Linked DNA regions of Mus musculus: all the other regions are linked to region 1. A link is a loop called in an ENCODE intact Hi-C map of the cell type or tissue named here. Cell type or tissue: heart. All regions are shown on one strand.

The links. Hi-C counts contacts between places; a loop is a spot of excess contacts. Peaks named below come from ENCODE experiments on the same cell type or tissue, not always from the same donor. Only the 100,000 strongest peaks of a DNase experiment are listed, where the experiment ranks them.
Region 2: a loop joins it to region 1, with 4 times the contacts of the local background. A loop is called at or near these places in 25 of 42 quality-filtered maps.
Region 3: it touches region 1 in a loop (2.6-fold over the local background); 2 of 42 quality-filtered maps call a loop at or near these places.
Region 4: a loop joins it to region 1, with 8 times the contacts of the local background. A loop is called at or near these places in 10 of 42 quality-filtered maps.
Region 5: a loop joins it to region 1, with 4 times the contacts of the local background. A loop is called at or near these places in 16 of 42 quality-filtered maps.
Region 6: it touches region 1 in a loop (5-fold over the local background); 19 of 42 quality-filtered maps call a loop at or near these places.
Region 7: a loop joins it to region 1, with 2.5 times the contacts of the local background. A loop is called at or near these places in 28 of 42 quality-filtered maps.

The regions. Positions count from the first base shown.
Region 1 is chr5:30,804,384-30,808,383 of GRCm38, forward strand. The region is part of intron 1 of Gm46907 (a long non-coding RNA gene); the gene reads right to left. Among named protein-coding and RNA genes, the nearest start is that of Gm46907, 8.4 kb to the right of the region's middle. In heart, no CTCF peak of the experiment used is centred here; a DNase peak (open chromatin) is centred at 1,908; H3K27me3 peaks cover 320 bases.
Region 2 is chr5:30,919,758-30,923,757 of GRCm38, forward strand. Emilin1 (elastin microfibril interfacer 1) reads left to right here. Exons shown (of 8, transcript NM_133918.2): 6 at 174-191; 7 at 323-460; 8 at 858-1,518. The coding sequence ends at 1,195. Khk (ketohexokinase) reads left to right here and starts at 1,802. Exons shown (of 9, transcript NM_001310524.1): 1 at 1,802-2,250. The coding sequence starts at 2,159. In heart, CTCF peaks have their summits at 1,668 (motif pointing right) and 1,891; DNase peaks (open chromatin) are centred at 274, 1,054, 2,034 and 3,014; H3K4me3 peaks cover 2,667 bases; H3K27ac peaks cover 2,857 bases.
Region 3 is chr5:31,108,975-31,112,974 of GRCm38, forward strand. It overlaps Dnajc5g (DnaJ heat shock protein family (Hsp40) member C5 gamma), which reads left to right. Exons shown (of 6, transcript NM_177677.3): 2 at 1-28; 3 at 521-734; 4 at 1,204-1,345; 5 at 2,139-2,205; 6 at 2,630-3,550. The coding sequence ends at 2,167. Among named protein-coding and RNA genes, the nearest start is that of Dnajc5g, 2.7 kb to the left of the region's middle. In heart, a CTCF peak has its summit at 2,034 (motif pointing left); no DNase peak of the experiment used is centred here.
Region 4 is chr5:30,940,761-30,944,760 of GRCm38, forward strand. All of the region lies in intron 1 of Cgref1 (cell growth regulator with EF hand domain 1), which reads right to left. Among named protein-coding and RNA genes, the nearest start is that of Cgref1, 2.7 kb to the right of the region's middle. In heart, a CTCF peak has its summit at 2,451 (motif pointing left); no DNase peak of the experiment used is centred here; H3K27me3 peaks cover 373 bases.
Region 5 is chr5:30,927,866-30,931,865 of GRCm38, forward strand. It overlaps Khk (ketohexokinase), which reads left to right. Exons shown (of 9, transcript NM_001310524.1): 5 at 578-650; 6 at 1,656-1,802; 7 at 2,683-2,771; 8 at 2,851-3,008; 9 at 3,097-3,383. The coding sequence ends at 3,182. Among named protein-coding and RNA genes, the nearest start is that of Khk, 8.3 kb to the left of the region's middle. In heart, a CTCF peak has its summit at 2,418 (motif pointing right); DNase peaks (open chromatin) are centred at 406 and 2,526; H3K4me3 peaks cover 455 bases.
Region 6 is chr5:30,913,597-30,917,596 of GRCm38, forward strand. It overlaps Emilin1 (elastin microfibril interfacer 1), which reads left to right and starts at 190. Exons shown (of 8, transcript NM_133918.2): 1 at 190-448; 2 at 1,386-1,511; 3 at 1,921-2,141; 4 at 3,338-4,000. The coding sequence starts at 279. In heart, CTCF peaks have their summits at 2,464 (motif pointing left) and 2,748; DNase peaks (open chromatin) are centred at 805, 2,115, 2,635, 3,975 and 3 weaker places; H3K4me3 peaks cover 3,252 bases; H3K27ac peaks cover 4,000 bases.
Region 7 is chr5:30,861,991-30,865,990 of GRCm38, forward strand. Mapre3 (microtubule-associated protein, RP/EB family, member 3) reads left to right here. Exons shown (of 6, transcript NM_001310516.1): 2 at 508-653; 3 at 1,214-1,370; 4 at 2,584-2,738; 5 at 2,825-2,977; 6 at 3,138-4,000. The coding sequence ends at 3,206. Among named protein-coding and RNA genes, the nearest start is that of Mapre3, 2.2 kb to the left of the region's middle. In heart, a CTCF peak has its summit at 2,154 (motif pointing right); DNase peaks (open chromatin) are centred at 2,071 and 2,531; H3K4me3 peaks cover 581 bases; H3K27ac peaks cover 872 bases.

The sequences.
Region 1 (4,000 bases):
ACCATGGAGGGAGAACTTTTTCAGCAATGTGTGCACACACGGGACCTTACATACAGCGTAGAAGCACATATCTGTGTGAAGGGTGCATGCAAGGTCCTTTCCTTCTGGTGTAGAATGAGACTTGTCCAATTCAAAAGTGAAATTAAGAAAGCAATTCCAGTCAGAGTAGCATCAAAAAGAAGAAGGTGAGGGCTGGAAAGATGACCCAGTGGCACTGGCTTCTCTCAGAGAGGACCCAGATTCAGTCCCCAGCCCCAGTGGGGCAGCTTGAAACCACATGGGACAGCAGGTTGAGGGAATATGACACCCTACAATGGTTGCCTACAGATATGCACATACAGTTGTGCACACATACAGGTAAAGTAAATATTTTTAAACTTATAAACTATAAAGTGTTTATTGATACAGGTACAATTGTGCTCTGAAACACATGGAACTGTTGGAAATGTTTAAAAAACCTAAATAAATGAAAGAGAATTCCATGGTCATGAATCAGATGACTTCATATCATTAAGGTGGCCATAGTCCCTCAAATGGAGCCATAGATTCTGCATAACCCGCAGCAGAATTCCAGCTGTAAAGGTGGAGAGCTGGCTTTAAAATTCATGTGGAACAACAGAGGACTCAGAAGAGTAAAGTCAGGAAAACCTTAAGGAGCTGGTGAAACCATCATGAATCTAGTCATGAAGACGGAGCCCCAGACAGCTCAACACCTCTCAGTAGGCCTCCCTCTCAAATATCCCTCCACACCCACCCCTCCAACCAACTCAACAGACTTTGGGAAACACACTCAGACCTTATCCAAACCCCGAAAACACATGGCAGGCATGAAGATAAGGGAGCACACACACACACACACACACACACACACACACACGTACACGCACATGCAGTCCCCTGCAGCTAGCAGTCTGCTAAAACAATGGCCTCTAAGGAGCATATGTTTCCCTGACCAGTCTCATGCTGGGGAAGTTAAAGCTGGAGACCTTTACATCACCCAGAGGGGGACTTGTCTTCTGGAAGGAGTCTGCACTATGCTGGCATTGACTCAGGACAGACTGAGAGCCAACGGCAGCAGTCAGCATTGGGTCAGTGAGGGCCAGAGCCACATCTTGTCCAGAAATGTGCAGTGAAGCACACCTCTTGCTCTCTACTTAACCTCATGTCAGTACTCAGACCATGGGCTTGGGCATACCATTGACCCTCCTTACCGGTTCTCCCAAGGGACATGCAGTATGAATCTTTTTCTGTCTGTTACTATTATTTGCCTGTGCAGGATGGTGGCCCAGCCTTGCTTGTTAGAGCTGCAAAGGCCCAGACTCTGACCCTAACAATAGCAATTTCAAGATAATTCAGTGGAGAAAAAGTTAAAACCAGTATTCTCAACAAATTGTGTTTAGACACATAGATATCCACATGCAAAACAAATTGGAATTGGAATTTGCCTCACAATCTGGAAAACGCATCCAAAATGGGTCAAAAATGTAAATCTAAGAGCTAGAGCTACAAATTTTTAGAAAAAAAAAAAAAGCATCAAGGTACATTTTTAGAGCTTTGATTAAGTATTGGATCCATACATATGATATCGAAAGCACACACATTACACACACACACACACACACACACACACACACACACACACACACATAATATCAAAAAGGGAGAAATGAGAGTCGAGGAGAATCTTCATGCCTTGGAGAATGGAAAGATCGACTGGAGAAGCAGAGGATTCTGGGAGAGGAAAGCACTCCAAGTTAACCTCCTTTGGCATGCCTTCATCCTTAGCTACAGCAGCAGCTGCCAGAAAGGTGTGTCTTCCCTTGCGCCATCCCTGTCCATCCTTAGCCAGACCCTCCTGGTCTACCAGGGCTTTTCCAGGTTGAGTAGGGTGGACTCCATTCATAGCACTACCCAGAATGACCACCAGATGGCGACGTAAACTCATCAGTGACTACATTGGCCTAAGCCACACACAGGCCACCATGAAGTGACCAGGTAAGACTCAAGGAAAAACAACATGTTTCTATGCTTGGCCCTGAACCCCAGAATGGCTTAAAGCAAGCAACCAGCACATGGATGAGGGACCACAGTCATTTTTCTCATAACTGGAACTCTCTTATGAGAGTTGAGTCTTTCACACTAATCTTCAAATAAATAAAACAGGACAGCCACTTAAATTTAAACTTCACATATAAATAACTATGTCAAAAAAAGTGTTTGTGGTATACTATGCTAAAAAGAAAAGAAGGACCAGAAATCCGCATTCAATAAAGATGTTATATATTCATGTAGCAGTTTATGTCTGGCAGGCTTACTGATCCTTCCACCATCCATTTAATAATTGCCCATATATCACGTCCTAGACCTGCATTAGCTAGTCCAAAAGTGAGCCAAGGACAGTGCCTATATCTAGAAGTGAGTTGAGGAAAAGACACCTTGACAAATGGTGGCAGTCAGAAGGCACGGCACGCATGGGACAGAGGGGGTGTGGATTGGACGCAGGCTGTAGTTCAGAACCCACTTCTTTGCAGCATCACCTCCCAGACAGAACCTACTTCTGATGTTCACTAGCCATGTGGGTTTGCTTAGGTGAACTATTAACACTTCTGGGCCTCTGATATGAATGGAAACTTCTACCACACTTACAGATGCCCAAGGAGCACTGTCTGCTTGGCCCAAGGTGTGGCAATATTAGCAGGTGTGGCCTTGCTGGAGGAAGTGGGCACTGTGGGGTTAGGCTCTGAGACCCTCCTCCTGCCTGCCTGAAAGACAATGCTCTCCTGTTTGCCTTCAGTACAAGATGTAGAACTCTCAGCTCCTCCAGTGCCCTGCCTGCCTGGACACTGCCATCCTTTCTACTATGATGATACTGGACTGAACCTCTAAACCTGTAAGCCAGCCCCTTTTAAATATTGTCCTTGATAAGAATTGTCTTGGTCATGGTGTCTCTTTACAGCAATGGAAATCCTAACTAAGACAAGTCTTACTTTCAAAATCACATGGTTTTATATCTACTTCACATGTCCAGTCATTTCAGTGTAAAAGATATCATTAGCAGTGGTGGCACATGCCTTTAATCCCAGCACTCAGGAAGCAGAGTCAGGCACAGCTCTGAGTTCAAGGACAGCCTGGTCCTGCACAGAGAGTTCCAGGTTTTTTTACACACCTGTCTTGAAACGAACAAACAAATAAGCAAAAGATATTGTTGTTCTTACTCCCTAAACAAAACAAAAACCTGGAAAATGTATCCATTCTATAGCTCTTCCACCCTATGTAATTATATAACTTTCTCATAAGCCACTTTGTGGAGAAAAGCCATGAGGATTTAAAGCCTGGTGTCATGTGACAGGCTTCACCCTGTAGAAAGAGCCCTAAGGCAGTGATGCTGGGGTGGATCAGAAATGGAGAGTCTGACAAGGCAGGCAGGTGTGAGACAATTCAATATTCTGGGTCAGAGATGATCATGGTGAGAGAGATCAGATGGACACAAACATGTGACTGACATTTCAGAATAGAACTGATTTTAATAGAAAAGCACCCTGGGCGTTGGGGGAGAAGAGTTACACCATAACTACAGTAGGAAGGTAGACTGGGTGTGGGTGGGTGGGGAGGGAGGGAGAATTTACTTCCCTTAAGGACACTGAGCCTTGATGACAGAACTGCCTTGAAGGTCTAAGAAGTGGGAGAACCATCGTGGGTGGAGGCACATAGATTCAGAAATTACCAGGAAAGACGAGGCCATTCAGGGAACAGTGTGGAGAGGAGAACGGGCAGAATGTAGTCTAGAACCAGGGGAGTTACTGTTGGGGAAGGACAAGGTTTCCATTTTACAAGATGAATGGGGTTCGTCAGATGAGTGGTGGAGGTGGGAACCCTGGGGAACATCCAGTGTTCGAGGTCACATCCATGGGACAAGGTACAATGAATGGAAAATGTCTAAGTGTCATGGCAGAGTGTCAACTATCAGGCAACAAACAAAAATGTGAACAAACTTCATTTC
Region 2 (4,000 bases), 120 kb after region 1:
TGAGGAGCTCCTGGCTGAGGCTGTGGTCTAGCATCTGCCCAGACTGGAGCCCACTTACGCTTTTCTTGGCATCACATTCCACACCTAACACCCAGAGCAGTGCAAGAGAGCAGATGTTGGGTGAGGGCATGGTGAGAGATGTCCTATTCACTGTGGTCCCTTTCTTCCAACAGGTCCTCAAGGGGAGCAGGGTAAGTCGTTAGACTCTGGAAGGGGCCAGGAGCTTGGGCCTGGAAGACTATAGTCCTCAGGCAGCCTGGGCAGCAGGGATGGGGACTGGAGTTTATTTATGAGCATCCATGCTAACACTATCTCTATTCAGGAGCGGAGGGAGCACCAGCAGCCCCTGTGCCTAGGGTAGCATTTTCAGCTGCCCTGAGTTTGCCACGGTCAGAACCTGGCACAGTCCCCTTCGACAGAGTCTTGCTCAATGATGGAGGCTACTATGACCCAGAGACAGGTAACTAAAAGGCCGACGGGTGGCCTAGTGAGGTAACGGGTGAAGCTGAGCAGTACTAATGCCTCCTTCACACCTCTGCAGACAAGTACAGCTTTTCACTTGTAATTACAAAGACCTCTATTCTTTCCATGCACTCACACCACAGTTAGGCAAAGAGAGAGTGGGGGAGGGGAGGAGACATCCACACCACACGGATCTTTACTGGGACAGACTCCAGCACACACTCTGCAGCAACTGCTGGAGATGCAGCAGGGGATTCCTACAGTGTACAGTTAGTGGAATAGCAGGGAAAGGACGGGTGGGCCACTCCACAGCCAGGAGTGCTGTACCCACTCTCCGAGAGACCTTCCTTGTCCCAGCCAGCGTCTCCCCTCCTGACTGTCATCCTTGTCTCCAGGTGTATTCACTGCACCACTGGCTGGACGCTATTTGCTGAGCGCTGTACTTACTGGGCACCGGCATGAGAAAGTGGAAGCAGTATTGTCACGCTCCAACCTGGGCGTGGCCCGCATAGACTCGGGAGGCTATGAACCCGAGGGACTGGAGAATAAGCCTGTGGCCGAAAGTCAGCCCAGCCCAGGCGCTCTGGGCGTCTTCAGCCTCATTCTGCCACTGCAGGTCGGAGACACTGTCTGCATCGACCTGGTCATGGGGCAGCTGGCACACTCCGAGGAGCCGCTCACCATCTTCAGCGGAGCCCTGCTCTACGAGGACACAGAGCTTGAACAGGTGTAGACAGGGTGGACCCGACCACCAAACTTATCTACAGGGGCCGCAGAGCCACCTGGATGGTGGCTACCCACCAAGGCAAGGGCAAGTCTGGCGACCACGTCCCGCTGCGGTTCAGGCATCCAAATCGGTCACTCCGTACGTTGTGACTGCGTGGTCTATGGGACCGAGGCATCTCCTCTTGACCTTTGGCCTCATTGCCGTCCCCACCAGAGCCCTCTCCGGGACCCAAGCTGCGGAAGAGGAACCTACCCTCCAGGGCTCTCCCCAGTCCACACCACCGTACTAAACTATTCAGGAATAAAGACACTTTTTTTTTTTCTACAAAACATAGCTATTCTGCTCTAGTACATGTTTGGGGGTAGTTAAGGGACAGGACAGGAGGAAACAGAGTTCTACGGAGGGAACCTAGGCTGGTGATCTTTGGGTGTGCTCCCTACTAAGGGCACCTGCGGACTCAGGGTCACGGCCACCGGTCCCCACAGCGGCCGCTAGGGGGCGCTAGGCCAGAACCACTGCGAAGGCTGGCAGCGTTCCCCGTCACGTGACACCGTTAATCTGGCGCGGGGGGGGGGGGCGGGGCCTCGGCCGGGTGGGCCACCTTGGCGGGGCGAGGGAGAGAACGCTTGCTTCTGTGCTCCGCCTGCGAAGGCGAAGTTTCTGTTGCCAGACTGTGCTAGTCCGGGTGGTCCAGGGTCTGCAGCAGGCGCAGAGGGATCGGAAAGGCGATGCATTACTAGTGCGCTTTCGCTTTGACAGCTGAGGCGGAAAAGTGAGAGGGCCTGCCATTGGCCGGGCTAGGTAACCCACCCTTGCAAAGCAGAAAGCTCCCTGCGGGAGGAGTTCTGCACGCAGAGGAGGAGCCAAGGTAGCCAGTGAGAAGTTGGGACACGGTCCTCCAGTAGATAAGAGGCAGAGCCCAGCAGGAACCCCCTCTGCTTGCGGGTAGGAAGCTTGGGGAGCAGCCTCATGGAAGAGAAGCAGATCCTGTGCGTGGGGCTGGTGGTGCTGGACATCATCAATGTGGTGGACAAATACCCAGAGGAAGACACGGATCGCAGGTAGGGGCGCCCAAGCCCCTCGGAGATCCCAGGGCCGCTGTGGTCCTGTCTTTTTGCGTGTCACTGCTAATCGGCTGCTAAACCAGGGATAGCCCTCTGTCTCCATGTGGTGAGGCCTGAGTTCAGCTTGGCGTTCTCTGTCCCGGGTCCCTAAGGGGTACTCTGTGAGAATGAAGACATGAGACTGGAGACCTTTAAAACCAAGACCCAGGGGGTGTGTTGTTTTGTTTTCGGAGTCTTGCTTTGTAGCCCAAGCTGGCCTAAACTCCTTTAGCCTCCAGAATTAACAAGAGTGCAAACGTATGCCTGAATCAAAACCCAGGCTTTCACTAGTGTGTTGTTGGCTGTTTACCATTTCAATCTGCCGATCATCAAAATCCTCAGTTTACAGAGAGGGCTGTAATGATTTTTTTCCCTCCTGAGCCCTCACACACCTGATAAGGTGCCAGACAAATTTTCCTCACCCCAAACCCCCAGGTCTCCCAACTCCTAGCCTATGCACTTCTAATTTACCGCTTACAGCTAAAATAAAACACCAGGTCGCTAGCAGTGAGTGGTATGTGATGTTAAACTACTCACATTTAAAAGCCTGGCCCTGGCGTTTGAGCCTTGCCTAGCTCAAGGACTGGCCGGCAGTGTAAGCAAAGCTGGAGGCTCTCTGGGTCAGACAGGGAGAAACTTGGCTCCTGAGCCACAGCAGGCTTTCTCCTGGAGCTAAGTGCCAAGAGGGGTCTTTACAAAGGTGGGTAAACATCTTAGTGGATGTTCTCAGAACATTCTCAATTGTCTGGTAGAAGTTAAAGTGTCCTTTGATGGCTCTTATCTTTGCTCTTGATAAAGGCCACTCCAATGTGCTGCTGTGCCGTGAAGGCATTCTGTGGGGTGGCGCACCGGCTTTCTCTTGGCGTGGTCTAGCACCCTGAACAATGAATGTTGTATCTTGGATATTAGTTAAAAGGAAGTTCAAGGTTGACCCCTGGCAAGACACTAGCACGCTGACAGCATTGAACTCACAGGGTCGGGGTCGGGGTCGCGGTTGGGGTGGGGGACTGGGTGCTCTTTGGGCTTTGGGTCCACAGAGTACTGTTGCAGGCTCCCTGGGAACTGTGAAAGACCCTTTCCTTAGCTGAGGAAGCAGGAGATTTGGAGGAGTGGAGTAGCACTTATCAAGCCACATTCGTAGCAAGCATCAGAGCATGATCATAGCTCATGTATGTCCCCACGTTTAGTGGGTGGCTCTACCTCCCGCCCTGATGTATTCCGTGTCGGTTGCTGCCCATCTTGGGGGGTTTACCCTTTGCTTTCAGTTACTCTTTTTGAGGTTAGAGCCCTTGCCAGGAGCACAGAGACAGTGGTACAGGAGCACAGGGTATGTCTGTGTGTGTGTGTGTGTGTCTGTCTCTCTCTCTCTTAAAAGATTCATTTATTTTATTATTTTTATGTGTATGAGTGTGTGTGTGTACCACATGCAGCCCTGATGCTTGAAGACGTCAGAAGAGGGCATGGGATCCCCTGGAACTAGAGTTACAGATGTTGTGAGCCACGATGTGGGTGTGGGAGTTGAATCTGGGTCCTTGGCAAGAGCAACAAGTGCTCCAATTTTTTATTTTATGAGCATTGGTGTTTTGCCTGCATTATGTCTGTGTCTGTGTGAGGATGTCCGATCACCTGGACCTGGAGTTACAGACAGGTATGAGCTGCCACGTGGGTGCTGGGATGATTTATTTATTTTATGTACGAGTGTTTCCTC
Region 3 (4,000 bases), 300 kb after region 1:
AGACTGCAGACATCAAAAAAGCCTACAGGTTCAATGCCCTTTATTCACCCCTGGTATCTATACCCCCCACTACCTTTAACATCTTCAAACTCTATTTATTTTTAAAGATTTATGTATTTATTTTATATATCTGAGTACACCATCATTGTCTTCAGAAACACCAGAAGAGGGTATTGGGTCCCATTACAGATGGTTGTGAGCCACCATGTGGTTGTTGGGAATTGAACTCAGAACCTCTGGAAGAGCAGTCAGTGCTCTTAACCTCTGAGCCATCTCTCCAGCCCCAAGTCCCCCCCCTTTTTTTTTAAATCCCAAGACGATTTTATCTTGGGGCCGAAGGAGGCCACCCCTCCTTCAGTGTGACTTGAGAAGAAATGTAGACCTTGCCTGCATCTTGTATCCCCATCTCCTGTATCCCTTGCATTATCTAAAGACCCAGACCTGCAGTTCATCCTAATCTTCTTGCCTCAGTTGCTTCCTGTAGCCCTCCCCACTGTCCTTTTGACTATTGTCTGGATAGGAAACTGGCCTTGCAATATCATCCAGACAAGAATCCAGATAACCCTTTAGCAGCAGAAATCTTCAAAGAGATCAACACAGCCCATGCCATACTCACCGACCCTACAAAAAAGAAGATCTATGACCGGCACGGCTCACTAGGATTATACCTGTATGACCATTTTGGTGAAGAAGGTGTCCGATTCTATTTTATAGTGAACAGTTGTTGGTTCAAGGTACATTGTACTTCTTATTAAGAAAGGAATTGGAGGGGCTAGAGAGATGACTCAGGTGGGGAGCATCTACTGCTCCCATAGAGGACCTACCTGGGTTTGATCCCATTACCCACATGACAGCTCACTACTATCTATACCTCCAGTCCCAGGGGATCCAGAGCTGCCTTCTGGCTTCTGCAGCTATCAGGCTTGCACATGATGCACAACATACATGTAGGCAGAATATAAAATAAAATTGACCCAGCTGTGGTGACACAGACCTCTGAGCCCAGCTCTTGGGAGGCAATGGGTAGCCTGGGCTATATAGTAAGATAGTGTCTGTGTCTATAGAGTAAGGAAGGAAGGCTGCCCTCCTCTCAAGACAATTGTGTCTGTCCTCCCTTTCTAGATGTGAGGACAGAGAGAGGGGGATCTGCATGGAACTACAAAAAGAACAGGGGACCAAGGCCTCTTCTCTCCTCTCTTGTAGACACTTGTTATCCTTTGTTGCTTGCTCACTGGTTGTTGTTGTTGCTGCTGCTGCTGTTTATGCTGTGGTAGACTTAATCCATCAGCCGAGGAAGAGGAAGAGAATCGCCAAATGAATGTTTCTTCTCAGCCTTCAAGATCAAGTGAGGAACAGAGACAGGGATTGGGGGTCAGGTCTCAGTAAGGAATGGTAAGGTAGAGTGGAGAGAGGGGCTGTGAGAAAGACCCGTGTGAACCGAGCAGTTAACCCCAACATGTGAGTGTCTTGAGTGTTTCATTGGAGGTGAAGAGAGACGGAGAAGGTAGCCGATGTTCCTTATGCTACAGACTGACATTTCAGTGTAGCGAGGGCTTTTCCTATGAAGGAACTGGGGAAGCACAGTCTTTCAAAGGAAATCGCTGAAGGCAAGTTTGCAGGTGCAGCTTATTGCAAATAGAAGGATGATCTAGGAGCAGAGCATTTGCCTAGCACGTGAAAGGCCCTGGAGTTCATTCCCAACCTGCGGGCTGACGGGTGGGGGACTCGGGCAGGAGGAATGCATTGCTTTATTTTTTGTTTTTTTGTTTTTGGTTTGTTGTTGTTGTTGTTTTGTTTTCGAGACAGGGTTTCTCTGTGTAGCCCTGGCTGTCCTGGAACTCACTCTGTAGACCAGGCTGGCCTCGAACTCAGAAATCCGCCTGCCTCTGCCTCCCAAGTGCTGGGATTAAAGGCGTGTGCCAACACGCCCCCAGCACAGAATGCATTGTTTTAGATTGTTTCTGCCCCACATAGTTAAAAGTTTAAAAAGACTATGTTGGCTGAGGGTCACACCAGTGCCATCTGGTGCTGCTAATGAGTAACTGCAAGGTAAGGGTTTGTAGATTGAAAACAAAAACAAACAAAAAAAAACGTGTGCATGGTTATATTTACATAAGCATGCTATAATTCCACCACAGGAACACAAGATATTGAAGCAGAGGATTAAGACGTGACAATAATTAAGGAAACGTGAAGAGGAATGGGGTATGTAAATGGAGAAGTAGCAGTGGGTAAAGGATGAGAGAGGCCAGTGAGATGGCTCAGCTGGTAAAGGTGATGCCACCAAGCCAGACTATCTGAGTTAGACCTCTGGGACCCACATGAAGGCAGAGAACTGACTCCTGTAGATTGTCCTCTGATCTCTGCACGCATGCTGTGACACAGGAGTGTGCACTCATACACACACACATGCGTGTATATTACATATAATACACATATATTATACATATGATATATACATGTTATATGTGTGTGCATATATATTTAAAGCATAGGTAGTACTTCAGATGGGTCATTATTGGAAAATCTGTATTCTTTTAGCATCAACCCCAGCTGCCTACACAGAGGGAATGTGCTTTTGGCTATTGGTGATTACTCCTAATAAAGTCCCAACTGTTTCTACCATTAGGTGCTGGCCCAGCAAGAGTCCCCGACACTCAGCCCACTGGATACATTGAAGAAGGAAGAAAGTAGCCCTGTCTCTACACTCACCCAGATTTGACTCCTGTTCTTAAAAGAAATCCCTGCTGCTTCAGAAGCTATGATGACACCCATCCTCGTAAGGACATCTCTGCCCTCCACAGTGACACAAAGCCTGTCCCCAAAGAACCTTCCAGCTGCTTTTCTGTTTAGCTCTGACTCCATTCCTGTCTTTATCCACATGCGCTCTCAAGACGTGTTGGCAGCTGTTTGCTGAGTGGGTGCAGCTTTCTCCAGTGGGTACCTGGGTCAATGTCCAGTAGGCCCCTGAGCACTTACTAACAAGTTCACCAGGATCCTGATCACCAAACAAGGTGGCTCCCATCCCAGGAGCTGTTGCACCAATTAGTCCTCCTTCGTTGGAACACTGTGTACCAAGAACTTTTAGCACCAGCTTCATTTCTTTGCAACACCTTTGGAAGACTGGTCTCACCATCTTCTGGTTCCTACACCACTGGCACCAACACCCCATTTATAAGACAGCTTGGGAAACTTGTGTTTGTGGCGACCCTTGAACTTCAGCTCCATCCTTAAACCCATTATTAGCCGTGGTCCTGTGGACAGGCTGCAGTCCATGCTCCAATCTTACTGCCTCTGTCCCTCATGTTACTTCACACAGAGTGATCCCCTTAGATCTTATTTCTTAACACAGACATGAAATGTGATGGGACAGACTGTATGAAGGAGACCTCATTTAGCCTCTCGAAGCTGTTGGCTTAGCATCCTCTCTGTATCCCGCTTTATTGTTTCTTTCTTACTATGTGGTATCAGGGCCCAGGAACCATCAAACCTCTCTCTATTCACTGGGAAAAAGGCTAAGGAATGTCAATAATAAAAAAGAGCTTTGTCCAATTCCAGTGTGTGTGGGACCCCAAAAAGACAAGTGGTGTGTGGGATAGAAAAAGAGACCAATGACTATCACTCATACCTGAGATAAGGCTGGCATGGTCCATAGTGTCCATCACTGTGGAGCTAGGAGTCAGTGGTCCCCAGAGCCCGTGGGGGTGGCTTTGTCAGTGCCCCGTGATTTCTCTGCACACCCATTTGCTGGGGTGCAAATAACTTTACAACACGCAGACTCTTTCTAGCCAGATCCATTTCTCATAACTCTTTTTGTGTTTTTATTTATGTGTTTGTGTGTGCATCTGCACACATTTGTCAGAGTAAATGTATACGCACATGTGTCTGTGAGCCTGTGGAGGGCGCTGAGTCTTTTGGAGTTGGGATTATAGATGGGTGTGAGTGCTGGGATTTGAACTCCTGTCCTTATGACTGAGCAGCAGGCTCTCCCAACCACTGA
Region 4 (4,000 bases), 140 kb after region 1:
CAAAGGATCACACCCACAGCTTGAAAACCACTGATGTGGACGCTGAAAACTGATTTTAGGTCCTCTGCAAGAGCAACAACAGGTCCCATGAATTGTTGCGCCATCTCTCCAGTGCATCTCTTTACTGTTTAAGTTCTTAGTTATCAATCAGCTGAAGGTATGAGATCAAACTACTTTTTCTCCTTAAGGATTACAAAATTATATAATCAGGAAAAGAGACACATATTTAAATAAGAGACAGATAAACAGAAGCCAAGTGCAGAGGCACATACCTATAATCCCAGCTCTTCAGAGGGGCGGGGATGGGGTGGGGTTTGAGGTTGTGAGTTCAAGGCCAACCTAGGCAATGCTGTAAGATCCTGACTGAGAGGAAGAAAGGAACACAGAAATACAGAACTGCTAGGAAAAGGAGGAGAACTCAAAGGTGGAGTGTGAGGACCCTAACTGAAGGCCCTGCCTCTCACTGGCTGTGTGCTTTCCCTGTCTCAGGTCTCCATCTGCAATGCAGGTTGACAGAGCACTTCCCTGGGGCCACAGTTGTAGCTAAATGAGATGAGGTGCTTGCCTTCCAGAAGTTGTCTTGGTTGCTCTGTGGTGGCTTCACACACATCTTCCCTCCTGGCCTTCCCACCTGAGTCGTTCAAGTCAGTCCTTTCCTCCTGTCTGTTCCTGAGACTCACGTAATTTAAATCCCTCAGAGCTAGCTGTCAACACTTGTAATCTAGACTAGCCTCTGAGGCTGCTTTTTAGAAGAGCTCTGATGACAAACGGGTGGCAGTTTTGAAACAGCAGGAAGTCCCCTCACCCACTAATCCATTCCCTCATTAGGCTGACTGCAGGGGTCCCCAAAACAGTTGCTTATTTTGTTGTTGGCATTGTTGTTGTTGTTGGTGGTGTGTGTATAAATGTGTGTATGCACGTGCATGCATGTGTCCATCTGTCTGTGGGCATGTGTGCCTCAGTGGAGGTCAGAGGACCACTTTCAGAAATCAGTTCTTTCCTTCCACCAGTTAGGTCTAGGGGATCAAACACCGGCCAAAGGCCTTTGCCATCCATCTTGCTGGCCCATGTCTACTGTTTGTTCTTACTTTCCTTCCCACTAACCCTGGAGTCTAAGTCACCTCCTCTTACATGTTTGGACTTAGTGGCTGGCTTCCAGGTGACTAGGATAGCTGAGAAAACTGCCAGGTCCAGGTAGTATCTCAGTCTCTCTGTGTCTCAAAAACCAAAACCAAAACCAAATCAAAAATAAAAACAAAAACAAAATGAAACAAAAAAAAAAAAAACCCCTCCCTAGCCCCCAAGGCAGACAAGTGTGAGAATATCCTCCAACTGTGAGCCTTCCAGCTGTCCTAACCAACAGTAGAATAGAAGAAAGCTGGTCTCCACTGCCCTGCCTAGTGTACAGCATCCATGAGAAAAGCTAAGGTTATCATCTGAAGCTACTAAGTTGTTTTGTTTTGGTGGTTTTATGAAACAAGGTCTTGCTGTGTAGCACAGGCTAGCTTTGAACTCACGTAGCTCCGACTCACTGAAATCCTCTTGTCTCAGGCTCCCAAGAACAGGCATTCAACTCATGCACCTCCACACCTAGCTCTGGTTGTCTTGACGAAACGGTGTCTCCCTGTATGGTCTCCTGCCCTGCTGCAATCCCAGGAGCACGATTCTGCATGATACTGCTTTTTAACCTATAGAGGACTCCCATCGCCCAGCTGGTACTAAAGCATCAATATGATCATCTAGTCTGCCGAGGAGGAGCGAGACAAGGCTGGCGCTGCCTTCATCCTGCTCTGCACGTGCAGCTGCAGCGAGCCTGGGGCTGGGCAACTTGAGACCATCTGCAAGCACTAGTGGGAGAACATCCATCATATCTGGAGCCCTTCTGAAGACCTGGGGTGCGGTGGGAACTCAGGCTCTCCTCTATCTTTGCATCCAAACCACTAGGTTTTGAGTGGCCTGTTAAGTGATCTTAATACTCCAAATGCCAGCCATGCAAGAGCTGGCTTTGTAAGAGTGAACCTACTTAGCCACCCAGGCCTTGCTGTCTGTTGTCCTGCTGTAGCTGTCTTGAAACTATCAACTACTTCTGCTCTGGGATCTAGAAATCAATGATGATTCTGAACCCTCCCTATGTGAATCAGTCACTGTCCTCTGTCCTGTGAGTCCTTTACATAGGTAACTATTTAGTGTGTATAGTGGACAGAACCCAGAAGCAGCGGATAGTGAATTCCTTCTGTGTGTGTGTGTTTGTGTGTGTGTTGTCGTAGCCTGAGGTACTGTCTTTATACACACATCATATAAGCATCCCTTTGATAGAACTCCATTGCTTCAGAAACAGTTTTTAATTGTTTACTTTATTGTTGAGTTTATGTGTGCTTAAGTGTAGGCCAGTGTGTGCCAGGGTGCACCTGTGGAGGTCAGAGGACAACTCTTGGGAATTGGCTCTCTCCTGCCACCTTGTGGGATATCAGGTTTGAACTTGGGTCCCCAGACTTGTTTGCAAGTACCTCAACCCATTTTGCTGGTTCCTTCAAAATCTTTTTTTAAAAAAACAATGGGGCTCAAAATCTATTCATTGTTTCAGTTCCCAGTACCCATATGTTAGCTAACCTCCATCTGTAACTCCAGTTCCAGAGGACCGGAGGCCCTCTTCTGTCCTCCTATGTCCTTTTGAGGGCACTGTATACAAGTGATACACAGACATACATGCAGGCCACACACACACACACACACACACACACACACACACACACACTCAAAATAAAAACAGTAAACACATGCCTTTATTCCCAATACTTGGATGGCAGAAACAGGTGGATCTCTTGAGTTCCAGGCCAGCCTAGCCTACAAAACAAGTTCCAGAACACTGAGGACTAGAGAGACCCTGTCTCAACTAATTATTGGATTAATTAATTAATTAATTAAAAATCTCACAGGGTCTCATGTATCCCAGGCTGGCCTCCAACTTATCATGTAGCTGAGGATAACCCTGAACTCATGACCCAAGTACTAGAATTACAGGGATGCACCACCACGCCCAGCAACTCCAAGACATTTGGTGGCTCTTTGTTTTTCTCACCGTCACACACCCATGTCCTCACCCATGCGTTCAGGTATGGTGTCATCTCTGTCTCACCCTCCAGTGCTCCAGCACTGCTTCCAATGGCAGCTCACTAGGTTTTCTTACTTAATAGTCTCAGGGTTTGTTTTTTGTTTTTTTGTTTTTGTTGTTTTTTGTTTTTTTGTTTGTTTGTTTGTTTTTTTCCAAACCCGTTTCACCTTCAGGATGGACCTTCCTGATAACCTTAGCATTCAGTTGCAGTCTGAATTTTATTTATTTAATTAATTACCTCAAAAATTAAAGGCACTGCATGGGCACTTGGAGTCTAATTTAGTTTTCTCGATGCTTCTTGCCATTGTTTAAGCCAAACTTCCACGGGATGTGTGTAATATGACTTACCCATACTCACATCAAGTTAAGCACTTGTAAGAGCTTTTGTAACAGAAATAGCATGGCCATTGAACAACTGCTAATAAAATAAAAATGGTCCTAGCCATTTTCCATAATTATAACATGCATAAACATAACTACCGTAATAAATACCTGAAAACTTCTGTACCTGCTCGTTAACAGTTGTCATATAGCTCAGCGAAGTTATTCGAGTCAGACACACACACACACACACACACCACACACACACACACTCTTCCACAATGACCTTCTGCCTTCAATTTCTTTAAGCCTTTGCCCTAGCTCACAGGAGGAGACTTTGGCCTTGAGGTTGGACCATTGGTCAGCCTCTGACTCTGCACTGTTATGTGGTCTTGGCAGGTGTCTTAACCTCCCTTGGCCCTAGGGTCTTCATTTTTAAGATAACGAGGTTTCCTAGGGTCTTAGGGATGGTACAGTGAGATAATCTAGGTTAATCTAGGGCCAGCAGATGCTTCACGATGTTGCAGGGGTCTTTGGAGGCTTATGTCAAACGGCTTCTCATTTCAG
Region 5 (4,000 bases), 120 kb after region 1:
CGCTCATGCCACTGGTGAGGATGGAAGGCACTCTACTGCACTACAGAAAAAACACATGTTGTGTGGCCAAGGCCACCTAGACCAGCCAAACAAAAACTCTTCCTCAGAGTGCCAGTTTTGACCTAAGGGATGACGTGGGGAGCCTGACTCAGTAGGGTGTTCTGTCAGTTGCAAGCTCCCAACTAAGAGACTAACTAAAGAAGCTTTGTAGTTCGATGTGTGCTCCCAGCAAGGGGCCTTCTGGGAAGTGTAGTCTCAGCAAGAGGCCTTCTGGGAAGTGTAGTCTCACACACTCATTCTGGAGGACGTGGTTTCCAAGGAACATGGGGCTGGCTTCTTGTCACATGTTGTAATTGTGTTTATCCTTGGATAATTTAACACGGACACACACCACCACCAACAAAAAAGGACACCTAAGCAAAGTAGGACAAGGCTCACCTCACCGTAGGGCTCAGAGCTCTGTGCTCCCCAGCCTCCTGCCATGCTGCTGGTATCACTACTAGATACAGGGTCCCTAGCTGTCAGAGAACCTGGTACTGGCTGACCTCCTTTTTTCCCTTCCTGTCTTGTAATGTAGGAACCTGCCAGATGTGTCTGCTAAGGACTTTGAGAAGGTCGATCTGACCCGGTTCAAGTGGATCCACATTGAGGCAAGCCCTTCCCTACCTGTGTTTCTAGGGGCTTAGCCTGTCAGGCCCTTCTGCATGGTCAGCCTCTTCTGTAATTTCTTTGAACCATGAAATATGGTAGGGATACTAAATAGCTCTCCCCATCCCTCTCCACTCCTGTGTTTTCCTATGAGGAAACTGAGGCCCAGAAAGAGAGATACAGGGGCATACAATCACAGATAGCACTGGGCAGAAGACCCCATTTTTGTGTTAGGCTACCTCCCTCCTGGTATCTGCCTTTGCTGACTTCTTTTACTTCTCAGGACAGGAAGGACAGGAAGGAGAGGGTCTGGAGGGAATTAGAACTTTCTTTCCAAGGGAGAAGTTTTGGGATCAAGATGAGAGGAAATCTTAAGAAGTGCAGGCATCCACTCCTTGTCTCATCATTTGACTTAGTCTTCAGGTTGTGTCCCTCTCCCTCTCCATCTCTTCTTCACTTTTCCTCTCCTTTCCCGTCTCACCTCCCTGGTCCTTCTTTCCCTCTTTGTCTCATTCTTGTTCTCTCTGTGTGTTTTGTTTGTTTGCTTGCTTGCTCTTTGTTTGACACATGGTCTGGCTATGTAGACCAGGCTGGCCTTGAACTTACAGAAATCTGACTGATTCAGTCTCCCAAGTTCTGGGATTAGAGGAGTGTGCCTCCACACCCAGCCTTTTTCTTTTTTGCTTCTTTTTCTGTCCCGCCTTTCTAGTGTTTTACTATGTAGCCCAGGCTAGCCCAGAATTCACAATCTTCCTGCTTCAGCCTCTCAAGTGCTTTGTTCACAGGCATGTATGTCCAGCATCTTTTATTCTTCAGTCTCATTTGGGAAATGAAAAATTTGGCCAATAAGGTCTCCAAGGTCCATGACAGTCCTAGAATTATGTAGCTGCAATAGTGCTCCAGCCCAGCTTCCTCCAATCCCTCTCCCTGCTCACCCAGAGGTCCATCAGGGAGGAAGGAATGAACTCTTTATCAGCTAGGCTCTGAGCTGCCCTGTCCTGCCCCAGGGCCGGAATGCATCGGAACAGGTGAAGATGCTGCAGCGGATAGAGGAGCACAATGCCAAGCAGCCTCTGCCACAGAAGGTCCGGGTGTCGGTGGAGATAGAGAAGCCCCGTGAGGAGCTCTTCCAGTTGTTTAGCTATGGTGAGGTGGTAAGTGTCCTGCAGCTCCTCCTGCCTATCTCTAGCTAATTGAATCTTAGAGCTAGAGAGGACCCTAGTCCTGCCTACCAGCCTCTGAGTGACAGCCTAGCAGCTCCCAGAAGACCACAGCTGGGAGGCTGGAGGTGACCCAGAAGTAGACTTTTCCCGCTCAGGTGAATCCACAGGTGTACGGCGGACAGGGCTCAGACAGCTATGGGCGTCCCTTGTTTGTCTGCTTTAGTCTTTCCCTCTGCAAAAGAAGGAATGACTGCTCTCCGAGTTACCAGTTTTTCCCACTTAGATGGCATGTTGTGAGGGCCAGTAGCAATGAGAGGAGGATGGGAAGGAGACTCGTACAAGGAAAACTTAGGCCAGAGTGTAAAGGGTATCACTGCTAAAGCTGGTTGGACAGTGTCCAGATGTAGTTTGTTGGCCTTGTTGCCCAATTAAAAAATATGGCAGACTGATCCCCATTCCCCCAGAACTATTCTAGGGACTCTGTCTTGAAGCCACTGTGGAGAGAGCCTTGTTTTACAGATGAACCCACTCTGCAGGGCTGGGCTGTGTGGGGAACAGATGAAACACAGCTCACTCTTGAGAGTCAGTCTGGCTTGACTTCACCCCAAGATGGCGCTCTAGGCTCTTTCTGGGTTTTGAATTCCCTCATGCCAGAATGAAAATACCAGGGCTACAGTATCACAGTTCCCAAGGCTGTATTTTGGCACAACTTAAGCAAACATAAAACGCGTACCTGTGGGTCAGCAAGAAGCCACACTAGGGACTTACGTGACTGAGTTGGAGGAGTTGTGCTATAACCTGGAGTCAACACCAGGTTGTTGGTAGTGAGTAGCAATTAGAGGTGACTACCAGTCTCTTTCACTGCCTACAGGTGTTTGTCAGCAAAGATGTGGCCAAGCACCTGGGGTTCCAGTCAGCAGTGGAGGCCCTGAGGGGCTTGTACAGTCGAGTGAAGAAAGGGTGAGTTGGGAAGCCAAGAAAGGGTCTGAGGGGTCTGGGGGATGACGGGGACTAGCGCCGATCTGTGTGAGTCTTACAGGGCTACGCTTGTCTGTGCCTGGGCTGAGGAGGGTGCCGATGCCCTGGGCCCCGATGGTCAGCTGCTCCACTCAGATGCCTTCCCACCGCCCCGAGTAGTAGACACTCTTGGGGCTGGAGACACCTTCAATGCCTCTGTCATCTTCAGCCTCTCGAAGGGTGAGGTCATCACCATGCAGCCAGGGCAGGGCTGGGCCTGTCATGCTCCCAAACACCAGGCTGAGCCTGCTATTTGTCCTTTCTCCAGGAAACAGCATGCAAGAGGCCCTGAGATTCGGGTGCCAGGTGGCTGGCAAGAAGTGTGGCTTGCAGGGGTTTGATGGCATTGTGTGAGAGGCAAGCGGCACCAGCTCGATACCTCAGAGGCTGGCACCATGCCTGCCACTGCCTTCTCTACTTCCTCCAGCTTAGCATCCAGCTGCCATTCCCCGGCAGGTGTGGGATGTGGGACAGCCTCTGTCTGTGTCTGCGTCTCTGTATACCTATCTCCTCTCTGCAGATACCTGGAGCAAATAAATCTTCCCCTGAGCCAGCTTTGTCTGTCTGTCTGTCTGAGTGGGGTTTTGTTTGTTTGTTTGTTTGTTTTTTTATTGGTTTTCTGTTCGAGATAGGGTCTGGTCGTGAAGCTTAAGGTTGATCATGAACTTGAAACGCTCCTGTTTCAGCCTCCCTGTGCTGGGATCCCAGGCCTGGCTCATTCGCCCTCGTGGATCTTCACCCTGCTCTGGTTGGAACTGAGGTTCTGACACTACACTCCAGCAACTTTTCTCTTCCTCCTTCTTCATTCTTTAAATAGCCTCACCCACTAACCCAGCGGGGAGGGCATGCAGTCCAAAGCAGCTGGCGTGCTCCCACCTCCTGTCAGCTGTGCTCCCACCTCCTGTCAGCTGTCATCAGAGGAGTTTCATCCAGGTCAGGGAGAACAGACAGCCAGAGAAAAAAAGCCCTCCAGACTCTTTGAGCCATGCAGACTGTGTTAGCTGTGGTGGTCAAGGAGCCTGCTTTCTGGGTTTATGGGTCTCTGCTCAAACTACCTTTTTCCATGGGTTTCCCAGGAACCTAAAAGCCCCCAGAGGTTATCTTTAGTGAAATTGGTACTTCGACCACAAATGTAACCTGACACAGAACGCTGCCACTGTGCCCCCAGAGAT
Region 6 (4,000 bases), 110 kb after region 1:
CAGAGAACAGACTCCCCTCAGAAGTACAGAAGAGGAGAGCGGAAGGAACTGAGGGAGGGACAGACAGGAGCCTGAGGAGGAAAGAGGAGGGGGAGAAGGGGTCAGGCCCAGCAGCCAAGGAGGAGGCGTGCAGCTGGGGGCTGCAGGCAGGAAGCTAGGGACAGAACTGGCTCGGCGGAGTACTGTCCCCTGAAGCAGCGGCATCCCCTGGAAGTGCGGTATAGGCATTATTGGTCAGACCAAGATGTGCCTCTAAGGGCAGCAAGGAACATTTCACCATGGCCCCCAGAGCCCTCTGGAGCTGCTATCTCTGCTGTCTGCTGACCATAGCCACGGAAGCTGCCAGCTACCCTCCTCGAGGTTACAGCCTCTACACAGGAGGCACTGGGGCCCTGAGTCCTGGGGGACCCCAGGCCCAGAACTCACCACGGCCTGCCAGCCGCCACAGGTAAGAGTCTGTATTCCATCCAGGGCTGAAGGCTGTGGTTGGGAAAGCCTTTAGAAGGTGGGCAACAGGCTTAACACAATGAAGAGGACAGCGTGAACACCCATCCATCAATGGCCTACCCATATGCACCTTCCGGTGGAACTTTTTCCAGGGCTTCGGTAGCCTAAGGGGGATCAACTCTCGCCTCTTCCCTAAGGAGGTCTGTAGTTGGGTGCCCAGGGACACTACACCAAGGGGTATGGACTATCCTTCCTGCCAGCTGCCAGCTGTGTACCAGCCAGCTCTGGATCAGGCAGACCTTTCTCCTCCTCTAGGGCTTCCTTGGCCCCATCCACTAATGTATAATTCTGACACTCCTCCTGCTCTGTTCCCTCTGGCTCTACAGCAGCTCACAGACTAGAAGCCAGTGTGAATGGGGTCAAGAGTGCAGCACCGCAAGCCCCAAGGGGACAGAGCCCATCAGTGGCTTATTCTCTACTTAAGCATAGGTCGGACATTTGGACACTGGCCTGCCCCGCTCTCCTCTTTGAAGGCTGGGTGGAGGCACCATGAGCAGGGGGTCATGTACAGGAACCCAGCTTACTCAGCTGGGGCTTGAGATAGGCCCAAAGAAGTACACAGGGACTGTGAATTCTAGGGTACCCTGGGGCCCCACAGTCAGAAGGGCTGACTTCTCTGTGTGTGTTTTTATCATTATGTTTTTCCTGTCTTGAAAAGTCTTTATCTGCCATAGTGACACAAAGTGTGTGTTTGTCTGTGTGTGTCTGTGTGTGTGTGTGTGTCTGTGTAGGAGAGGGGAGTGGGTGCTGCCCCTGCAAAAACCCTAACTTTCAATGGGTCCTTAAGGCCCCCTTCATCTTTTGACCCTCCTTCAACCTCCGGGCCCACTGGGGCTTGTGTCTTTGGTCCTTTGGCCCAGGTAGGGTTGTGCCTACAGGAACTGGTGTGCCTACGTGGTGACTCGGACAGTGAGCTGCGTCCTTGAGGATGGAGTGGAGACCATTGTCAAGCCAGACTATCAACCCTGTGGCTGGGGCCAGCCCCACTGTTCCCGAAGTATCATGTGAGGCCCCAACTTAGGGGATTGGGTGCTTACTGGGATCCGGGCAAGGGCAGACAGCTGGTGGCCATCTAGGGGGTCTGTGCAAAGGAGGGAGCAGGGGGAAGGACAGGATTTCAGTCAGAACCATTTTGAGAAGACAGCCGGGTCCTAGCTTGGCTGGTGAGCTGCCACAGGCATTCTCCCCTTGTCCCCAACCTTTGGGACTTCTGCTGACACAGGTCAGTCTTAAAGAGATTAGCTTAGGGTTCCAGCACAGGGAAAGAAAAAACCAGGATTTAGCCCTTAACTAAAAAGCAGATAGCTGTTAACTGAGCAGGACCACACACTGGCTAGAGAGGTAGACCCAGCCTGAAGCACAAGACAACCAGCTGCACTGAGAGAATACAAAACCTTCCTTTCCTCTGGCCAGGTACCGGAGCTTTCTTCGCCCTCGCTATCGGGTGGCTTACAAGACAGTGACAGACATGGAGTGGAGGTGCTGTCAGGGTTATGGGGGCGATGACTGTGGAGAGGGCCCTGCTTCCGTTCTGGGCCCAGCACCCTCCACACCACTTCCCCGGCCCAGGCCTGTGCGCCCCAACCTGTCTGGCTCCAGTGCCGGCAGCCATCTCAGTGGACTGGGAGGAGAAGGTGAGCCTGCATGTTGCTAGGCATGGGGGAATCCTGGGTGGAAAATGTGGGGCCCAGCTGTGGAGGGAGGGAAACCTCTATGCTCTAAACTTGGGGGGAAGGTGGTTATAACAGAGGTAATGACGTCCCTGAAACTTCGAATGTTTGCATGCTTGTGTGATTTGAGTGTGTCTGGGGGCCGGGTGGGGGGCAGGGCAGAGCTTGGGGGAGACTGATTGAAAGACCTGAAAACTTAAGATCTGGATAAGACAAGAAGGCATAGAGACAATTTGTTCACATACTCCCTCTAGTGGCCAAGGTCCTTCGTAGTCGGGAACAGCTGTGGGAGAAGCGTGGGGAATTCCTTTGAGAATCTCTGTCTGCAGGGAAGATAGTTAAGACTACAAATCCTAGCATGCATTGCACCGGACTACAGGTCCCAACCCCCTCCCAGGCCCCTGGAGACTGCAGGTCCCAGAATGCAATCGCCTCTGTTGTGTTCTTTCCTCCTATGTGTATGAGTTAGGCTAGGCACACCGGATGCGTGGTCCTTTCCTGCCAAAGAGATAACTGAACTATAATTATGGAAACAGGAACTTCTGGTAAACTGGCTGGCCAGCCAGCACCCCAGCAGGCTTGCTGCAAGAGCCTCTTGTTTGTCCCTCTGGTGGTTTAGGGAAGGGCCCAGTCATTGCAACAGTGGCATGTGAAGTACTTTCCCACATTTCCATTTTAAACTGTTTGACAGCCCTAAAAGGCAGGACACATAGTGTCAATCGAATTTTCCAGATAAGGAAATGGTTTCCAAGAAGTCAAGAGGTCCTGGGGACAAGTTGGGTGGCCGGGTGATCTAAGTTTGAAATTTGACATGGCCACTTGTTAAACGCATTCTCTGGAACTACTTGCCTAATTTCTCTGGTTCCCCGTTTCCTGTGCCATCAAATGGCAAAAGTATCTGCCCAATAGAAAAGTTTTAAGAGCTGTGGTCCAAATCTGGCCCAAGGACATTCAGTGAATGGTATTTCCTTCCTTCCTTCCTTCCTTCCTTCCTTCCTTCCTTCCTTCCTTCCTTCCCTCCACTCCCTTTTGCCCAAATCATCCAAAGGAGAGCCTTCTGACCCTTGACTCTTGCTGGAGTTGGAGTAGGCAGAGACTGGGCCATAGAATCTGAGCTCTGAGATCCAGCTGCTCAGTCATCCGCCTTTCTCTCTCTTCAGGTCCTGTTGAGTCAGAGAAGGTGCAGCAGCTAGAGCGGCAGGTGAAGAGTCTGACCAAAGAGCTGCAAGGCCTTCGGGGTGTCCTGCAGGGGATGAATGGGCGCCTAGCAGAAGATGTACAGCGAGCTGTGGACACAGTCTTTAATGGAAGGCAGCAGCCAGCAGATGCAGCTGCCCGCCCGGGCGTGCATGAAACCCTCAGTGAGATCCAGCAGCAGCTGCAGCTCCTGGACAACCGTGTCTCCACTCATGACCAGGAGCTGGGCCACCTTAACAACCATCATAATGGAGGCCCTGGTGGAGGTGGCAGGGCCTCAGGCCCTGTCCCAGTTCCTTCTGGCCCCAGTGAAGAACTGTTAAGGCAGCTGGAACGGCAGCTGCAAGAGTCTTGCTCAGTGTGCCTGACGGGGCTGGATGGCTTCCGCCAGCAGCAGCAAGAGGATAGGGAGCGGCTGCGAACCCTGGAGAAGCTAATGTCCTCTATGGAGGAGCGGCAGCAACAGCTTGTGGGACCTGCCATGGCCAGGAGACCCCCTCAGGAATGCTGCCCCCCAGAGCTGGGTCGACGAGTGTCTGAGCTGGAGCGGAGGCTAGATGTAGTGACTGGCTCACTGACAGTGCTAAGTGGACGCAGAGGTTCTGAGCTTGGAGGAGCAGCTGGGC
Region 7 (4,000 bases), 58 kb after region 1:
TGTAACTAACAGGAAGAGGGTGAGCCATGATATTACACTGCTTAGAGCTGGATTCAGGGAACGGAGGCTGGAGAAATGGGTAAGAGCCAGGACAGACAGTAAAGACACGAGTTAACAACATGGGGTCCCATGAAGCCACTCTGGGTCCCAGCTCCCTGTTCTCTGCTGTAGCCCTTGTGGGTGTCAGTTTTCCAATCCACACAGTTGCCATCACCTGTCTGTCAGTGTTTGGAATGGGATCACTAATTTTTCATTTGGGGGATGGACATTTAGCTCAGTGGTGAAGTACCTGCTCCGTATTTCCAGGGCCCTGGGTTTCCTCTTTAGCACCACCAAAAGGTAAATACATGAAGAGTAATCACAGTTCGTCTTGTAAAGGCAAGGGGAATTTAATCATATGTAGTATCACAGTTGGGCTGGCCCTAACTCTAGGACCAGGCTTTGGAAAGTGGGCCAGCAGGGGTCCAGGGTGGTAGGTGTACCTGCATCAGCTGTGCATCTTCACAGGGGCAGCCTACTGCCAGTTCATGGACATGCTCTTCCCTGGCTGTGTTCACTTGAGGAAGGTCAAGTTCCAGGCCAAACTAGAACACGAGTACATCCACAACTTCAAGGTGCTGCAAGCAGCTTTCAAGAAGATGGGTGTTGACAAAGTAGGTGTCTGTACCCCTGGGGTCCCCGAGGAGTTGTGTTTCCCTGGGGAAGAAGATGACCCACCAGCCAGGGTGACAAGGCCTCCTTGTTTCATTCTGTCACATGTCTTTCTACCCCTGACACCCCAAAGGGAAGGCTGTACACACAGCTCAAGATACTGTGAATACACTCAAGCCCTAATGTCCCACTGCAAAAGTACTCCCTTCCCTTTCTCCTCTGCAGACCCGTCCCACTCCTGATACTGAGGTTGCATATAGATATATATCACTCCTGCTACATATCAGTTTACTCTCCTGCCCATGTGCATCCTCAGCTTCCAGTTCACATACAGGGGAGGTCACCTCCCACACAATATTTTCCCGGGCCTGTAGGGAAGGAATGTCCCTGAGTCCCTGGTGGGGCTGCCAGCCTGCTTGTCTACTTTGGTGCTATGGGAGGGGGTGCAGGTGGAGAAAGTAGACGATGCTGAGGCCCAGGGGCTGACTTTGCTGTGCTCACAGCGGAAGGCAGTCCTACACAGCAGGTGGGTAAAATGGTCTGCTTATGTGGTCTATTTCAGATCATTCCCGTAGAGAAGTTAGTGAAAGGAAAATTCCAAGATAATTTTGAGTTTATACAGTGGTTTAAGAAATTCTTTGACGCAAACTATGATGGAAAGGATTACAACCCTCTGCTGGCGCGGCAGGGCCAGGACGTAGCACCACCTCCTAACCCAGGTGATCAGATCTTCAACAAATCCAAGAAACTCATTGGCACAGCAGGTAACACGCCCAAGCTGGTGGAGGGAGTTTGGGGGGCTGGGCCGGCAGGGCTATCCAGCCAGGAGTGCCCCCTGGGCCACCGGCCCAGCCCTGCCAGCCCGGAGGAGACTGTTATCACGGAGTTCAGATGACATCGCCTGCTGCTTACCTAGATGGGGAATCCCGTTTGGGGGTGAGAGGGCGTCAAACGTTGCTCTAGGAGGAGAGCCACCTGCACCAGTCATGGCAGCAGCTTGCCGAGACCCAGGAGGCTGTTGAATAACACGAGCTAGCTTGTCTGCCTCAAGCTGGATGGGGCATGGCTCCTCTATCCAGATCTATTGGGCTGCACGCCTGGAGCCAGTGCCCAAGACCCTGTATGCCTGCCCACTGGATACCCAAAGCAGGAGTTTGCCAAGCTTGATCTGCCTTCCTCTATTCCAAAAGCTGGTACCTTGCTGGGTTGCTAGGGGCAATCAGAGAAGGAGTAAGGCTTGTGGTGACAGCAGGATTGTGGCAAGGAAGAAGGGAGCAGCCCCACCCGCATCTGACCCGTCATAGCAGAGCCACCTCCTCTGTTTGCGCTGCTGTCCTGCCTGGGCCTGTCCCCACGGAACTGCTTGCTTTGCTTTAGAAGCAGCTGCTGTCTAGGAAGTGCAATGGCTAAAGAGCAAGTAGCCACAGCATGCAGGCTGTGCTAGGGAGGAGCCTGAGTCCTCCTCCACTGAGGAAGATACAGGTCCAGCCCAGCAGAGGGAAACAGAGCCCAAACTGAGAGAGAGAGCTGGTGGGGTGGGGCTGAGTCTCACTGAGGGTGGCTTTGGCTTCTGCTAGGACAGACTCATCAACTGCTCTCCTGGGTCTCCTCTGTCAGGACAGAAGGCCCTGAACCACCCCTAGCTCCACTTCATCAAATTCACCTTCCCAGTGTCTGCGCCCCTCCCTCAGGCTAGCTCTCTTCAGGTCCCAGTGCTGAAAGCACCTTTCCCTTAGCTTCCTGTGGCACTTACTCTCCCAGGCTTGCCAAAGGGCTGTCCAGTGGCTGTCGTGTCACGTGCGTGCGGCCAAGGCTGGAGGCCTCCCTCCATGTAGATGCTCTTCCTGAGGGAGAGTGCCTGCCTGTTGCATGGTTCTCACACCAGGCTGTCACGTGCTGTGTCACTTCATCTGACTCTTGTCCTCTGGACAGTTCCGCAGAGGACGTCCCCCACAGGCCCCAAGAACATGCAGACCTCTGGACGACTCAGCAACGTGGCTCCGCCCTGCATCCTCCGGAAGAATCCCCCCTCAGCCCGAAACGGTGGCCATGAGGCTGACGCCCAGATCCTCGAGCTTAACCAGCAGGTAAGTGGCCTGGGAAAGGGGACTTGACATGGGGACGAGAGGACGGCAGGAACATCTGGCATCAACATTTCCTTGTGCCTGCGCAGCTGCTGGACTTGAAGCTGACCGTAGACGGGCTTGAGAAAGAACGAGATTTCTATTTCAGCAAATTGCGAGACATCGAGCTGATCTGCCAGGAACATGAGAGCGAGAACAGCCCCGTCATCTCGGGCATCATTGGCATTCTCTATGCCACGGAGGTGAGCCCTCTCTTCACCTCCCTCCCACTGCTCTGCTGAGACTCGAGAGCAAGCTAGAGCTCCTGAACTGGTGGCCACTCATGCCTTGTTTCTAGGCTGAGTGTGAACCTGATCCTTCCCCTTGGCCAGCTGCCTTACCATCTCTCTCTCCCTCCTCCAGGAGGGATTTGCACCCCCTGAGGATGATGAGATTGAAGAACACCAACAGGAAGACCAGGACGAGTACTGAGGGAGGCGCCAGCCCTGGCTGACCACAGCTTCCCTGCCCACCTCCACTCTGCCCACCCCAACTATGCCCACCCCACATTATAGTCCTTTCCTTTCAGCCAGTCAGCCAGCTGGGTGCTTTGTGTCAGTGCCACAGCATTAGGGAGCCGGACGAGTGGGGTTCAGGGTGGTGGGGGAGGCTTGGGCAGGTGAGAGGACGAGGCCCTGTCTGGGTCCCCCGAGTGGCACTGGCCCAGGGGACGTCCAGGACCCCTGTCCACTCCCCACTCCTATTTATTTCCGTTGTCTCTATGCTGTGTTGGCCAACACTTTCCAGGGTGCCGCTGTACCCCACAAGCCAGCCACCTGCTCCCTGGCAGCCAGCAGCTGTATATTTGACAAAGTCATTGGTATATTTTTACTTACTGGATTGCCCTTGCACTTTACCTGTTCTTTTCCAGGGCTGACAGCAGGGCTTGGGGTAGTCTTTCTGGCTTGGCTCCCCTTCCCTAGAGCCGAGACTGGGACAGGACTCACCCATTCTTATTTATTTTGTCTTTTGACTTCTCTCTCAGTAGATGAGGGAAAGGCTGATATGAGGAAAGGGAAGGGAAGCTGAGGAGGCAGTGCTCTGGGTCCAGGGAGCATGCGAGAGTAGACATGACCTCCAGGCACTGGGCTCCCCCACCAAGCCCCTGCCTCAGCACCAACACCCAGCACTGCCCCAGGCTTCCTAGCCACTCCCTCCTGCAGCCTAGTTAGACCACACAGACTCTGCCTGGCCCCCATTGTCTGTCTGTCCCCCATTCTCTCACC